Regions from separate parts of the Homo sapiens genome. Here region 1 is linked to region 2. A link is a loop called in an ENCODE intact Hi-C map of the cell type or tissue named here. Cell type or tissue: IMR-90. All regions are shown on one strand.

Region 1 (8,000 bases), 410 kb after region 2:
TCACACTAAGTATGTTATAGTATTCTCATCAATCTAAATTAAGTTTGTCAATCTAAATGGACAAGGAAACTGGGGAGGGATTTACAATTTGTGTCAAATACCTGCTTTATATTCACAGACCACTGTTACGCAATTGATTAGAGAGAAAGTATTTGAAGTCACTGAAACTAAAAATTCATTAGAAATAAAGCCCATCTGAAATAAGTTAACGTAAAAACTACCCCATTTATACAGATTACACATCATTTAATAGTTTTTGGCAAATAAACTACTCTATCAAAAACAAAGATTGGGGGGTATATTTAGGAATACACGTATTTGTGTATCCTATATACTGTGTAGCATAGTGTACTACACACTTTCCTCCTCACCCAACTTAGATGAGAAAGAATATTCATTTGCTTTTAAAAGAAATCCATCTAGAGAAGGAAGTTAGGGGCTACTGGTTCAAATATTAAGTTGCCTCACAATCTATATGATAAGAGATGACCACAGTGTTAGGAAGACAGTAAGAAGCTCATAAATTTAATAGGAAGGACCAAAGTAAGTAAAGTTTCCACTGACCTCAAGCTAATGGAGGACCAGATGTCTAGAAGACAACAGACATAATCCATCAGATAACGTTCTTTCCAAACACATTAATGTTGGAATGGAATTACCCTCTATGACGTACCCAAACCCAAATGTAATCAAAGTTAAACAAAAATTTCCCCGTCACATGACCCGAAATGTCTACAAATTATTTTTTTAAACAAATCAGCCTGTTGAAGCCCTGATAAAGGAGAGTCACAGAGGCAGGAAAGAGAGAGAAAAAAAAAAGAACCATGCATACTAAAGTATAAAGAAAATTAAAAACTGAGAAGAAGATCACTATGTAATCTTACAACTACTTAACAGCAAAAGCTTCAGTTTCCTCACTATAGAATGTGGGTTGGACAAGATTTGTAGATCCCTCCCAACAATTATAAACTAAGATTCTATGATCAACAGGCCTTTCAGATATCCAGAGCTGAGAAGTCAAATCCTAGACAAACACTGAACACACAAAGGCACAACTAGAAACTGACTAGGCCTGAGAAAACCTTATGTCATTTATGTTTTTATTATAGCTAAGTCCACTTATGTTGAAACACGACAATCACTTCTGAAGCTGGATTTCTTTCTTCTAAGTACAAATAAACACTGAATGCTGTAACACTGCCACAGAATTTAGGTTTAATATAAGAAATGATACAAACTGAATGAAAAAGCCTTCTTAAAAAAATTGAGGTGAAAGTCACATGACATAACCATTTTAAAGAGAACAAATTCAGGGATATTGAGTACACGCATAAGGTTGTGCAACCACTACCCCTCTATAGTCCTAAAGAATTTTCATTACCCCAAAACAAAACCCTACACTCACTAAGCTCTTACTACTCCACATTCTGTCCTATTTCCAGCCCATGGTAACCACAAATCTGCATCTGTCTGTATGGATAATTGGTTCAATTGCAAAGGTAATAGATGTTGTTTTTGTCTTAAAGTAAAAAGTGAAAAAGTTTCCACCCTATTTATTTCCCTCTAAGTCACATTCTCCAGAAATAATCACTAGCAGGTATATGGGTACACAAATACATATTCATAGTCATATTCATACTTTCTCTTCAAATGGAGCCACACTTTGCTTGACAATGTAAAAATTTTAGCAATCATGTTTGGTAACTACAGATGAAGTTTCATCTTAGACATTTGCTCAAATTCATTTCCAGGCGTATTTGAAAAGAGGAGACCCGATAATACTCTCAATTCAGCACTTCCCTGCAACTTCTCAGAGATATTTACTATCATTAGTAAAGTAGAAAACATTTTATACAGAAGCAGATGCACTAGAGTTTAAGTTAATAATAAGAGTGATGGAGAGTTCAAGAAAAAGAAAATAGGAAATGAAAAAGCCCAGGTGGGACTTTAATTTGTATTATTTGGTAAACATAGGTTAATGCTAAAGATAAACTAATAGAAACAGACAAGTTTTCAACAGTATTTTACCTTGAAACTTCCTCTATCCCAATTAGTCTCATTCATACCCACTTACCAGCACCAATGGTACAAATCTGATAAACGTGGTATCTACAACAATCCAAACATAAGCATTTACTTTTAAGAGAACTGGACCCAAGTACCTATTTTTCACATTTTTTGGATCACTGAACCTGAGATGTTTACATATTGGAGGTATGTGTTTTATGTCATAACACTCTTCAGTGCACGGATAGACACAATTTGAATATCCCTTATCTAAAATGCTTGGGACTAGAAGTTTTTTGGATTTTTGGAATATTTGCATTATACTTAATAGCTGAGCATACCCAAACTGGTAATGCAAAACAGGAAACGCTCCAGTGAATATTTCCTTTGAGAATCATATTGGTGCTCAGAAAGTTTTGAATTTTCAAATTAGGAGTACTCAACTTGTACTTCCATTAAATAAAGTTGAAGATTGCTTGCCAGATAATATGTCAAATACAACAAATACCTTGCTTAATACTGACTGCTCTGCTTGAATTTGTAAAATTACACATATATTGCTATATCTCAATTTAAATCTCATTTACAAATCTACATTTTAAGACATAGAAAATAAGAAATTAGATACATCTGAGTAAAAAAAATGGTGAAGTAACTCAATTCTTAAAAATAAACACAATCTTGGCCAGGCATGATGGCTCACACCTGTAATCCTAGCACTTTAGGAGGCTGAGGCGGATGCATCACTTGAGGTTGGGAATTTGAGACCAGCCTGACCAACATGGAGAAACCCCGTCTCTACTAAAATTACAAAAATTAGCTGGGTGTGGTGGCGCGTGCCTGTAATCCCAGCTACTTGGGAGGCTGAGGCAGGAGAATCGTTTGAACTGGGGAGGCAGAGGTTGCAGTGAGCTGAAATCGCACTGCACTCCAGCCTGGGCAACAAAAGCGAAACTCCATCTCAAAATAAATAAAGAAACACAATCTCCACTGCAAAATGAAAACATACGCTTTTTGCCAGACTTTGTACTACAGCATCTAATATATGTTTAGAAATTACCTCTTCAATTTATGCATTTAAACATTAACTTGAGTATGGTCAATATATTCTAAAAACAGAAAATCCCATTAAGATCAATCCTACCCTCTAAGAGTCAGATAAATTGCTAAAAATCAGAGATGTAAACAAATAACCATAATATTAGGAAGAAAGGTCATGTGACATTTGGTGGGGGAAAGGCTCTATAAAACTTAAGATCTCTTCTTTTCTTGACATGGACTTCGAAGAGGTAATTAATGTCTGGTACTGTTCTCTAGTGTTTTCAGAAGACCTCAACAAGACAAACCCATAGCCATCATTCTCTACCAATTCTCCTTCCAATGAACTCTTTAAGAACCCTAACTAAACTACTATACCCATCTATTACAATTTTCTATCCATCCATGTAAACCTACTTTTCTTACCCTTTAAGTTAGAAGAATAAAGCATTCCATCAAAGTGGTGAGCTCTAAGGAAATACATGATACCAATAGTGTTGTAAATCATTTATTACATCATGAAAATGTTACCACACTGCCATCCTGTGGATGCACAGTTACTGGCATTCATTACTGGAGATGATAATTCCAATGTGTGAGAAAAATTCCACAAAAAATTACCATTAGAAAGATATGTATATACATATACACACACATATATTATTATTCTGTTTATTCTTAACCAAAGAAAATCTCTCATCTGGGACAGATAAGTAATAATCTCAACAGAACCTAAAGATGTCTACATTCTTGGAAATATTTTATATCCAAGGGTGGGACGAGACAGATATAGAGAAGAAATATACCATAGTCCTTGACTTAATGTGCTCAAGTGAATTATTCTAGAAAAGAAAAGGCACTGAAAAGTCTGACTCAAATTCAAATGAAATTTTAAGTATTGAAGAAGTTTGCTGTTCCCCAAAGCAATCTTTAAGTACCTTCTCTCTGATAAGGCATTGCAGCTTACATTGACAGTGCTCTTTACACTTTTAAGTTATTGTTATACTTCTTTTTATGTAAATAAAGTTAGAAAAGGTTATGCAAATACTATATTCCCATTAACTTTAACCCATGTTAAATCACATTAGCATTTTTGAATTGCTTTGCTCTCTCTCAACCAAAATAGTATTAGCCAAAACACACACAACGGGTAGATACTTTAAAATCCAACCAATTTTGCTTTATTATAAACAAATATGATTAAAGGCTTATGAAGGCTTTGAATACTAAAGATATTTTATTTCTTTGTAATCACTTCTGGTTACTGTGAACCCTGGTAGATATGCAGGATAAAGAATAGTAAGAAACATGGATTAAAGAATAAAACAACAAAAAAACACAAAACACTGATTCTTCTTGACCAGCAGAGAAATATATGATTAACTTAACAGGCATACATAATGATAAAAATCATTTCTCTTTTCCAAGGACAATGCTCATTATAAACTATGTTGAGAATGAATCACTGAAACTTATATTTTACAAACTCCAGACTTGTAAAAGCAGCAAGAAATTACTTACGTGTTCAAAACACTTCAGTAGAGATACTTAATCACAACATTTTTAAAACAGCAAGTGTGGCCGGGTGTGGTGGTTCACGCCTGTAATCCCAGAACTTTGGGAGTTAAAGACCAGCCTGCCCAACACGGTGAAACCCCATCTCCACTAAAAATACAAAAATTAGCCAGGTGTGGTGGCACATGCCTGTAGTCCCAGCCACTCAGGAGGCTGAGGCAGGAGAATTGCTTGAACCCAGGAGGCAGAGGTTGCAGTGAACCGAGATGGCACCACTGCACTCCAGCCTGAGTGACAGAGTGAGATTCTGTCTCAAAACAAAACAAAACAAAACAAAAAAACAAAAAAACAAACTCAGCAAGTGTATCTGGTACTGATAACTAAAATGAAAAAACAAATCTAAACAAAGTACATCTTGGTTTAAGTTCTACCCTGTGGGAACAATTCATTTAATTCTGGCAATGTTTAATGAAATAATATTAAAATATAGTGAAATTACAAAGGTACTGTATGTGTGGTGTGTTTGGAGACTATGAAAAACTCATGGAATATATAATTTTTATGTAACTTAAGAGGTGTTAGGTAATGATCCTCAGTAGCTTCTAGAGCTAAGTAGTGACTATACCTAACATATCAAGAAGTAGTAAAAGACAAATACCAGCAAATTTAATTCACTCATAAAGAAGAGAGTAAAACAAACAAAAAATAAAAAAAGATTTAAACTACAGGAAATCACAAATCCTGTTACCACAAGTCATGTTGCCACTAAAAACGTTTTGGTTCTTCTTAACACATCCTTTTCTTTCTTTTCTTGAGACAGAGTCTTTTTCTGTCGCCAGGCTGGAGTGCAGTGGCATGATCTCGGCTCACTGCGACCTCCGCCTCCCAGGTTCAAGCAACTCTCCTGCCTCGGCCTCCTGAGTAGCTGGGACTACAGGTGCATGCCACCAAGCCCAGCTAATTTTTGTATTTTTAGTAGAGATGGGGTTTCACCATGTTGGCCAGGATGGTCTCGATCTCTTGACCTCGTGATCCACCCAACTCAGCCTCCCAAAGTGCTGGGATTACAGGCGTGAGCCACTGCACCTGGCCAACACATCCTTTTCTTATTGTCGACTACTACTGTAGTAGGCTCCTAAATTCATTTAACTGATACCATGAAGAATCCATAACTACTTCTATGCAGGAGTTAATTCTTCTGGACTATGAAACACACATTTCTCAATGAGAAGAATAGACCTTTAAAGGAAATCTCACTCAGGTCTATTCTTCTAGATAATGGTTGGCCTGTAGAACATGAAGACTGTTTCTATTCACTGAAAGCCTTTTTGATCAGGCCAATGATTATTGCTACAACACAGGTGAGATCCTTGCTCTAAATATCCCGAGTTTTAATATAAGGAGATACTGGAGGACTAATCCTTGTGAACTACACAATGAGTCATATTAGCAGCATAGGTGGTGCAAGCAATACCATCTTCCCTTTGTGTTTGAACTTTCAGTTTCCCCCAACCCCAATAACCTCTAAAATATCCACTGGCAAAGCTGCAAAGAAGATCCATAAATATTGTAAACCGATCTAAGGAAAATCCCATCTCTTTCCCCCAATAACTAGCTTCAGTGCCTGTTACAACACTCATCTTGAAAACTCACTTTATGTAATCAACACTGAAACTTCTAATTTTAAATGAAAACCTATGGAAAAAATAGGGGCGGAGGAGTGTAGTTATTGTAGTCCCGTTTGCCTGTCTGCTCTTGGCTCACCTACCTTGAAGGTACAATAAACAGTAAAGGCAAAACAATTAATGCAAATAATAATATTGCATCTGTAGAAGATGGAATCTTGTCTTGATAAAACTTTATCTGCCACAAACATAAAACTGTACAGCCTCTTATTGTTTTCAATACCTTAGGATCAAAACCATCAAAACTACTTGTTTAATTACATACTGAATACCACTGTAAATACTGGGGTGTAATCCCAAATATTTTGTGGCAACAAAATGTAGCTATATTAAATAAAATGCTGCTGGGCACAGTGATTCACGCCTGTAATCCCAACACTTTGGAAGGCGGAGGTGGGAGGACCACTTCAGCCCAGGAGTTCGAGACCACCCTGGGCAACTTAATGAGATCCCCCTACCATTTCTACAAACAACAACAACCACAACAACCCCCCAAAAACAACAAAAAACAGGAAATCAACGTTTTATTTGCTATAAACCCTGTAGTATTTGACTTTTTCAACTATATACATTTATTCAATTATATAACACTTGGATCAGTCTGTTCTCATACTGCTGATAAAGACATACCTGAGACTAGGCAATTTACAAAGAAAAAGAGGTTTAATGCTCACAGTTCCATGTGGCTGAGGAGGCCTCACAATCAAGGTGGCATGCAAGAGAGAAATGAAAACCAAGCGAAAGGAGTTTCCCCTTACAAAACCATCAGATCTTGTGAGAGTTATTATGCACCACCAGGAGAACAGTATGGGGAAAACCACTCCCATGCATCATTTCCCACCGGGTCTCTCCCACAACATGTGGAAATTATGAGAACTACAATTCAAGATGAGATTTGGGTGGGGACACAGCCAAACCATACATTCTGCCCTGGCACCTCCCAAATCTCATGTCCTCACATTTCAAAACCAATCATGCCTTCCCAATAGTCCCCCAATAGTCCCAAGTCTTAACTCATTTCAGCATTAACACAAAAACCCACAGTCCAAAGTCTCATCCAAGACAAGGCAAATCCCTTCTGCCTATGAGCCTGTAAAATCAAAAGCAAGTTAGTTACTTCCTAGATACAATGGGGGTACAGGCACTCGATAAATACACCCAGCCCAAATGGGAGAAATGGGCCAAAATAAAGGCGCTGAAGGTCCCATGCAAGTCCAAAATCCAGCAGGGCAGTCAAATCTTAAAGCTCCAAAATGATCTCCCTTGACTCCATGTCTCACATCCAGGTCACGCTGATACAAGAGGTGGGTTTCCATGGTCTTGGGCAGCTCTGCCCCTGTGGCTTTACAGGGTACAGCCTCCCTCCTGGTTGCTTTCATGGGCTAGCATTGAGTGTCTGCAGCTTTTCTAGGCGCATGGTGCAAGCTGTCAGTGAATCTACCATTCTGAGGTCTGGAAGACGGTAGCTCTCTTCTCACAGCTCCACTTGGCAGTGCCCCAGTGGGGACTTTGTATGGGGGCTTCAAGCCCACATTTCCCTTCCACACTGCCCTAGCAAAGGTTCTCTTTGAGGGCCCCACCTCTCCAGCAAACTTCTGCCTGGACATCCAGGCATTTCCATACGTTCTTTGAAATCTAGGTGGAGGCTCCCAAACCTCAATTCTTGACTTCTGTGCACCTGCAAGCTCAACACCATGTGGAAGCTGCCGAGACTTACAGGTTGCAACCTCTGAAGCCATTGTCTGAACTGTACCT
Region 2 (8,000 bases):
GGTTCTTTTAGGGGCTTGTGGGTGGCCCAAGCATGGAAATAAAGAAAAGTCTTGAGTTCCTTCAAGGGACATTCTGGGCACCTATCTAGCTGTATTAGTCAGTCTTCACACCGCTAATAAAGGCATACCTGAGACAGGGTAATTTATAAAGGAAAGAGGTTTAATGGACTCACAGTTTCACATGGCTGGGGAGGCCTCACAATTGTGGCGGAAGATAAAGGAAGAGCACACGGACATCTTACATGGCAGCAGGCAAGAGGGCATGTTCTGGGAAACTCCCCCTTATAAGACCATGAGATCCTGTGAGACTTATTCACTATCACAAATACAGCAAGGGAGAGACTCGCCCCCATGATTCAATTACCTCCCATTGGGTCCCTCCCAGGACACGTGGGAATTATGGGAGCTACAATTCAAGATGAGTTTTGGATGGATCACAGCCAAACCATATCACTAGCCTTGAAAAGTAAATGAACAACTTGATAAGCAAGAAGTTAATAGTAGCTTAAAACAGGAGCCACAGAAGCTAAAGTCAGGAGATGTTTGATTCCCTATAGAAACTAAAGATATCTTAACATATGTACCTGAGTTGTTTTTCAGAAACCCAGACCTCCACCAAACAGATCCACTGGCACACAGATGTCAAATATGAGGGACTTGAGGACTGAACTCTGACCACCGCTATTTGTTTTAGATGTCTTCCTAGGCAGTCTGGCAGAAGTCACACTCCCAGGCCAGAATTAACGTTCTTTTCTGCTGATCCCAAATTTTTAGACAAAGCTTTGTGTCCTTTAATCGCAAATCAGAATTTTTTTTTTTTGCAGCATCTTGCTCTGTCACCCAGGCTGGAGTGCAGTGTGTGCAATCTTGGCTCACTGCAACCTCTGCCTCCCGGGCTCAAGTGATCCTCCCACCTCAGCCTCCCAAATAGTCAAGGTGCCAGCCACCATGCCTAACTAATTTGTGTATTTTTGTAGAGATGGGGTTTCACCACATTGCCTAAGCTAGTCTCAAACTCCTGAGCTCAAGCAATCCATCCGCCTCAGCCTTCCAAAATGCTGGGATTACAGGCGTGAGCCACCATGCCAGGCCTCAAATCAGAAAATCTTTGAATCCACCTATGACCTATGGGCCTCTACTTCAAGATGTCCCACCTTTTTAGGTCAAACCAATGTGTAGCCTCCATGTATTGATTTATGACTTTGCCTGTAACTGCCTCGCCATCCTAAAAAACCCTTACCTGTAAACCATCTGGGAGTTTGGGTCTTAAGTATGAGCTGCCCAATTCTCCCTGTTTGGTGCCCTGCAATACATGCCTCACTTTCTCTTGCTGCAAATCCCAATGTCAGTGTTTGGCTTTGCTGCACCAAGTGAGAGACCCCAGTTCGGTTCCATAACAAAATGGTGCTGGGACAACTGCATATCTATATGCAACACTTCAGAAAAAATAGATAAGCTGGACTTCATTATAGTTGAAAACTTCAGCTCTTCAAAAAACACCACTAACAAAATGAAAAGACAAGTTAAACAGACTGGGTAATAAGATTTGCAAATCATGTACCTGACAAACGACTTATATCTAGAATATACATATTTTGTTTTACTTTTTTTTTTTTCGAGACAGATTATCTCCTGTTGCCCAGGCTGGAGTGCAGTAGCACGACCATGACTCACTGCAGCTTCAACCTCTTCAGGCTCAGGTGATCCTCCCACCTCAGCCTCCCTAGTAGCTGAGACTACAGTCATGCACCACCATGCCCAGCTAATTTTTTTGGTATTTTTTTGTAGAGATGGAGTTTTGCTTATGTTGCCCATGCTGGTCTCAAACTCCTGGGCTCAAGCTATCTGCCCACCTCAGCCTCCCAAAATGCTAGAATTACAGGTGTGAGCCATCATACCCAGCCTAGAATATATTTTTAAAACTCCTAAATGGGCAATGGATTTGAAGAGATATTTCACTAAAGAAGATATACAAATGGTTAACAAGTACATGAAAAAGGTGTTCAACATCATTAATCACTAGAGAAATATAAATTAAAACCACAATGAAATATCCATTTACTTTTACCAGAATGGCTGAAATAAAAAAGAAAGCATTCATGAGCGTAAGGGAGTGGAGAAACTGGAATCCTTTAATATTATTGGTGGGAAGTTAAAACGGTGCAGATATGTTGGCAAATGGCTTCTTAAAATGTTAAACGTAACCCAGTAATTCCAGTTCTAGGAATATACACAAGAGAAATGATAACATCTGTCCTCATGACGTTGAACTTTATTTGAGCCTGTGCTCCTGGAAAGCAGCAACGCGGAGAAAATACCCACACTTTTGTATTTGTAAGAAAGACTACCCACAAAGAATCACTGTTATGGACTTAATTATGTCCCACCCACGCCCCAATTCATATATTGAGGTCTTAACCCACAGTACACCTCAGAATGTGATTATACTTGGACACAGGGCTTTTAAAGAGGTAATTAAGGTTAAATGAGGTAATGAGGATGGGGCTCCAATCCAACAGAACTGGTGTTTTAATGAGAAGAGGAAGCAATATCAGGAAAGCACGTACACACAGGAAAGTCCAAGTGAGGACACAGCAAGAGGCAGCCATCTGCAAGCCAAAAAGAGAGTCCATGGCAGAAACCAACTCTACTGACACCTTGATCTTAGACATCCAGCCTCCAGAACTCTGAGAAAATACGAGTTTTGTTGTTTAAGCCACCCAGTCTGTGGTATTTCATTATGGCAGTCCTAGCGGACTAACACAACCACCTTGCTCTTGCATATTTCCTGCCATCATTCCTTAGGACTCCTATAAGACTCACTGGTGGCTCTCTTGCTTACCCGCTTCTATAAAATCCCAGGTCTTCTTTTTTTTTTTTCTCCTGGAGATGTTTTTCATTAATGAACATTTTGCCTATTATAAAAGCTTGAATGAAATCATCTCCTTAATTGCTCAGCACATTTTGTCTTTTATGTCCATCACAAAGACTTGTACGCAATTACTCATAGCAGCATTATTTGAAAACTGGAAAGAATCCAAATGTCAATTAATTAATGAATTGATAAACAAATGTAGTATGCCCATACAATGGAATTCTATTTAGAAATAAAAAGGAATGATATAGTACTGATACATGCTACAACATAGATGAACCTTGAAAACATTATGCTAAATGAAAAAAGCTAAGTGCAGAAGACTACATATAGTATGACATGAAATGTCCAGAGAGGGCAAATTTAGAGAAAGAGAAAGCAGATCAGGCTAACCTGGAGCTGGATATGGAAGTGGAGTATGTCTGCAAATGGGCTAAAGGAAATTGGGCAGGGTTCTAAAATTGGAATGTGGTGACGATTGTACAACTATACAGATTCTAAAAGTCATGAATTGTATACTTACAATGGGTGAATTTATGGCATATAAATTTTAACAAAGCTATAGAAAATAACAGGAACAAAACATAAAAATCAAATGCTGCAACAAACTATGAAAATTCACTATCAGAACAAATTGTACCCAAAGAGTGGATTAAGCATCCAGACTTCTGGTGTTTTGCATTGTAGGCTCATTGACTCGGCTTCTACAGAGCACTGTGAGTGGAACTGGGAGAGAAATCCCTCCGCAAATTCAGGGTTCGTGTTTGATCCACATATCTAGAACCACCCATCAGAGCAGCACCCTCACCACAATAGTCAAAGATTGATAGTTATACTTTATATGTTCCAGTGTAGTAGAAATAAAGAACAAAGAAACTAACTCGATGAGGAAATAGACTATAGTTGAAGCTATTGATCATGGAGCCAAATAAAGATAACACAATGAAAGACTGCAAACAATTTTACCCTTCTTATTGCGAAGAAACAGAGTTAATAATTTTTTATAATTGCATCATTAAAAATTGTGTTGAATCTTTTTTAAAAAAATTCATTTTTAGTTAGATATTTACAAATGAGGCCAATACCCATTAACTAGTCTGTGGATGTTGAACATATGAAAACAGACTTAAGAAGATGCTTTCTCTTCCAACTGTAATACAAGTTTACTTAAACATTGGCACCGATCTTTCTTCCCATTATACTCCTCTCTTCAGAATCTTCCTCCTACCACACGTCTCTGCTTATTATAAATTCCCATTCAGCCATAAGACTTAGCTCTAATGTGATTTAATAGTTCATTTCTTCTTGAATCATCATTACTTGCATAAATATATTATTGATTGCACTTGAATGTAAGGAATGATGCCTTATTTTTTTTCATGGGGTAGCCTCTAGAGTATGGAGCACTTGGTAAACTTCCCTAAATATGCTTTTTGAATTGAATGGAATGTATTACCCCCTGGTGGCTGAATAGGAGAACAACTTCGGACTTTGTTAAACGACATCACCCCCACTCCCTTGTTCCTCAAACTACTGTGGATTTTGGAGAGCTCCAATTGTGGAAATTAATTCAAGGGAATTTGGGGGGGTGGGTGATGTTGATGTTCTAAAACTGGAATGTGATGATTGCACAGCCTTCAAAATCAAGAGTAGCTTAGGCCGTTGGTGGAGATTGCAATTTCAGAAATTACCTTTTTTTCCTTTTTTCCTCTTTTTTCATTTCTTCCCACTCCTGGTCCTCTTCATTTTTCTCATTTCTCCCTTGTGAATCTTTCCTCCACCTTATCTACTCATTTTAATTTTTTTCTTCTTTCACTTCTTGTTCTTATCTTTTCATTGCTGAGTTCTTTTGCTTCCTTTTGATTTTTGCCTGTTTGTATTCAATTATTTCCAGTGTGATCACACAAAAACACTACCTTTTTTTCTTTTGGTGTGTTTAATGGACACAGTTGGCCAGACTCCAAATTCAGCCACTGATGTCTTCAAATATAATGTCTTGCATTTTTTTCCTTAGGACAGAGTCTTGCTGTGTTGCTGCCCAGGCTGGAGGGCAGTGGTGTGATCATAGCTCACTGTGGCCTTGAGCTCCTGGGCTCAAATGATCTTCCCACCTCAGCCTCCCGAGTAGCTGGAACTACAGGCACACATGACCTCACCCGTGTCTTGCATTTTTACAGCATTTTTATTGTAAACTTTTTTCCAGTGTGGTTTCCCTTTTATGCTCTGGTTTTCCCTTCTATGCTCTGGTTTCTCATCTATTTTAATATCTGGCAAGAAGTCTTCTTAAAGCAAACATACAGGCATTAGAATTATCTCCATTCAACCATAAAGCAAACTAAATCAGAGGAAGAATAAACACTTGTCTGAGATCACAGATACTCAGTCTGAGCTTTGTTCCCACATCTCGTCTATCATTGCACCAATCCTTCTAAAAAGCTGGTTTCTGAAAGGTTGGGATCAAACTTCTTTACCATCATAGTTTAACAATCACATTTGTCCCTGTAATTATTTCATAATTTTTGACATTTTATTTATTTATTTATTTATTTATTTATTTATTTATTTATTTATTGAGATGGAGTTTTACTCTTGTTGCCCAGGTTGGAGTGCAATGGCACCATCTGGGCTCACTGCAACTTCCGCCTCCCAGGTTCAAGTGATTCTCCTGCCTCAGCCCCCTGAGTAGCTGGGATTACAGGCGCCCGCCACCAAGCCCAGCTAATTTTGTATTTTTAGTAGAGACGGGGTTTCACCATGTTGGCCAGGCTGGTCTCGAACTCCTGACCTCAAGTGATCTGCCTGCCTCGGCCTCTCAAAGTGCTGGGATTACAGGCATGAGCCACTGCGCCTGGCTGACATTTTATTTCTTTAAGTTTAGTGACACAATGAATGTGATTGTTCACAATTCACCTGGGATTATAGAAACTTAAAGCCAAAAGAATTAAAAGTGACCTAATTCAAATTATTTCAGCAAATGACAAAACTGAGGCTCAGAGAAGTGAAATGGCTTAACTGATGTCACATAGTTCATTGGTAACACAGCGAACAATAAAACCCAGGTCTCTTGGATTCCAGTTTAGTGTACTTTCCGGGGCTTTGTGCAGTCTACTAAGCACAGTTTGGAAGTGGTAGGGTAGAGCTGTGAAGACACAGAACCCTGGGCCCAAACAGACCAAACAGTAGATTAAGAGAAAATGAATTTTTTTTTTTTTGAATCTCAGCTCAGCCACTTGCCAAACCATATTAGGTAAGTTATTTAAGCATCAGCTTCCTTATCTGTAAACCAATGATAAAATCCAGTACAGTTCTGTTTGAAGATTCAAAATAAAAACTACTTGGTAGAGTAAAAATGTGTAGCTTGATAAAAGGTACCTAGATTCTGAGACCAGTATAGCTAAGAAGATGGTCTTCGGATCAAACAGCTGGTGTTTTTAGCTGTTGGAACTTTGGAAAGCTTTTTAACTTCTTTGAAAGTTATTTCCTCATCTTTAAAATGGGAAAAACAATGCTATTTGCCTCGTAGCGTTTCCAGAAGCTCAAATGAAATCATTCATAAGAAATTAATATGTGTTTGGCATACAAGTCAGAGTTCAATAAATGCATGCTGTGATCAGCCCTCTTCCCACGTTCTAATGGAAGTTCAGATCTCTTAAAGGGCAAAACTTTGAACTAAAAAATTTAGTCTAGAAAACACTTTATTATAAAACATTAGCTTCTTTCCAAAGTAATGATATTTTCAAGGAAATAAGGAGTAAAGACTTTTCATTATCACATGAAGATAATAGCTACCAAGAATGTGCCATGTGGGTGCCAGGTCTTTACATACGGTCTCTCATTTAGGTTTCAGAATACTCATATGCAGACAGATTAAGTACCTGGTCCAGGATCACTCTGCTAATGCGATGTTTAATCCTGGTCCAGATCACTCCAAACTCTCTGGCATTCCACTGTCCCATTTTAATTCTGCCTCCCAAACTGAACTATTTATTGAGAGCATTAAAACTTGAGACTATCAACAATTGCTCTAGCTTTTTGACAACCTATTCTAATTACCAAAAGCAGCAAGAGAGAACATCGATATAAAGCTTTTATGATGCCAGGAAAAACCCTTTTATTTTTTTCTAAATTATACTTTAAGTTTTAGGGTACATGTGCACAACGTACAGGTTTGTTACATATGTATACACGTGCCATGTTGGTGTGCTGCACCCATTAACTTGTCGTTTACATTAGGTATATCTCCTAACGCTATCCCTCCCCATTCCCCCAACCCCACAACAGGCCCCAGTGTGTGATGTTCCCCTTCCTGTGTCCATGTGTTCTCATTGTTCAATTCCCACCTATGAGTGAGAACATGCGGTGTTTGGTTTTTTGTCCTTGCGAGGGTTTGCTGAGAATGATGGTTTCCAGCTTCATCCATGTCCCTGCAAAGGACATGAACTCATCATTTTTTATAGCTGCATAGTATTCCATGGTGTATATGTGCCACATTTTCTTAATCCAGTCTATCATTGTTGGACATTTGGCTTGGTTCCAAATCTTTGCTGTTGTGAATAGTGCTGCAATAAACATACGTGTGCATGTGTCTCTATAGCAGCATGATTTATAATCCTTTGGGTATATACCCAGTAATGGAATGGCTGGGTCAAATGGTATTTCTAGTTCTAGATCCCTGAGGAATCACCACACTGACTTCCACAATGGTTGAACTAGTTTACAGTCCCACCAACAGTGTAAAAGTGTTCCTATTTCTCCACATCCTCTCCAGCACCTGTTGTTCCCTGACTTTTTAATGATCGCCATTCTAACTGTGTGAGATGGTATCTCATTGTGGTTTTGATTTGCATTTCTCTGATGGCCAGTGATGACGAGTATTTTTTCAAGTGTCTTTTGGCTGCATAAATATCTTCTTTTGAGAAGTGTCTGTTCATATCCTTCGCCCACTTGTTGATGGGGTTGTTTTTTTCTTGTAAATTTGTTGGAGTTCATTGTAGGTTCTGGATATTAGCCCTTTGTAAGATGAGTAGATTGCAAACATTTTCTCCCATTCTGTAGGTTGCCTGTTCACTCTGATGGTAGTTTCTTTTGCTGTGCAGAAGCTCTTTAGTTTAATTAGATTCCATTT

What was found. Hi-C counts contacts between places; a loop is a spot of excess contacts. Peaks named below come from ENCODE experiments on the same cell type or tissue, not always from the same donor. Only the 100,000 strongest peaks of a DNase experiment are listed, where the experiment ranks them.
Region 1: a loop joins it to region 2, with 4 times the contacts of the local background. A loop is called at or near these places in 2 of 110 quality-filtered maps.

Annotation. Positions count from the first base shown.
Region 1 is chr3:31,606,487-31,614,486 of GRCh38, reverse strand. The region is part of intron 5 of STT3B (STT3 oligosaccharyltransferase complex catalytic subunit B); the gene reads right to left. Among named protein-coding and RNA genes, the nearest start is that of STT3B, 78 kb to the right of the region's middle. In IMR-90, a CTCF peak has its summit at 3,586 (motif pointing left); DNase peaks (open chromatin) are centred at 656 and 3,576; H3K27ac peaks cover 1,099 bases.
Region 2 is chr3:32,015,596-32,023,595 of GRCh38, reverse strand. It overlaps a transcript of OSBPL10 not described here. Among named protein-coding and RNA genes, the nearest start is that of ZNF860, 38 kb to the right of the region's middle. In IMR-90, a CTCF peak has its summit at 4,330 (motif pointing left); a DNase peak (open chromatin) is centred at 5,125; H3K27ac peaks cover 207 bases; H3K27me3 peaks cover 154 bases.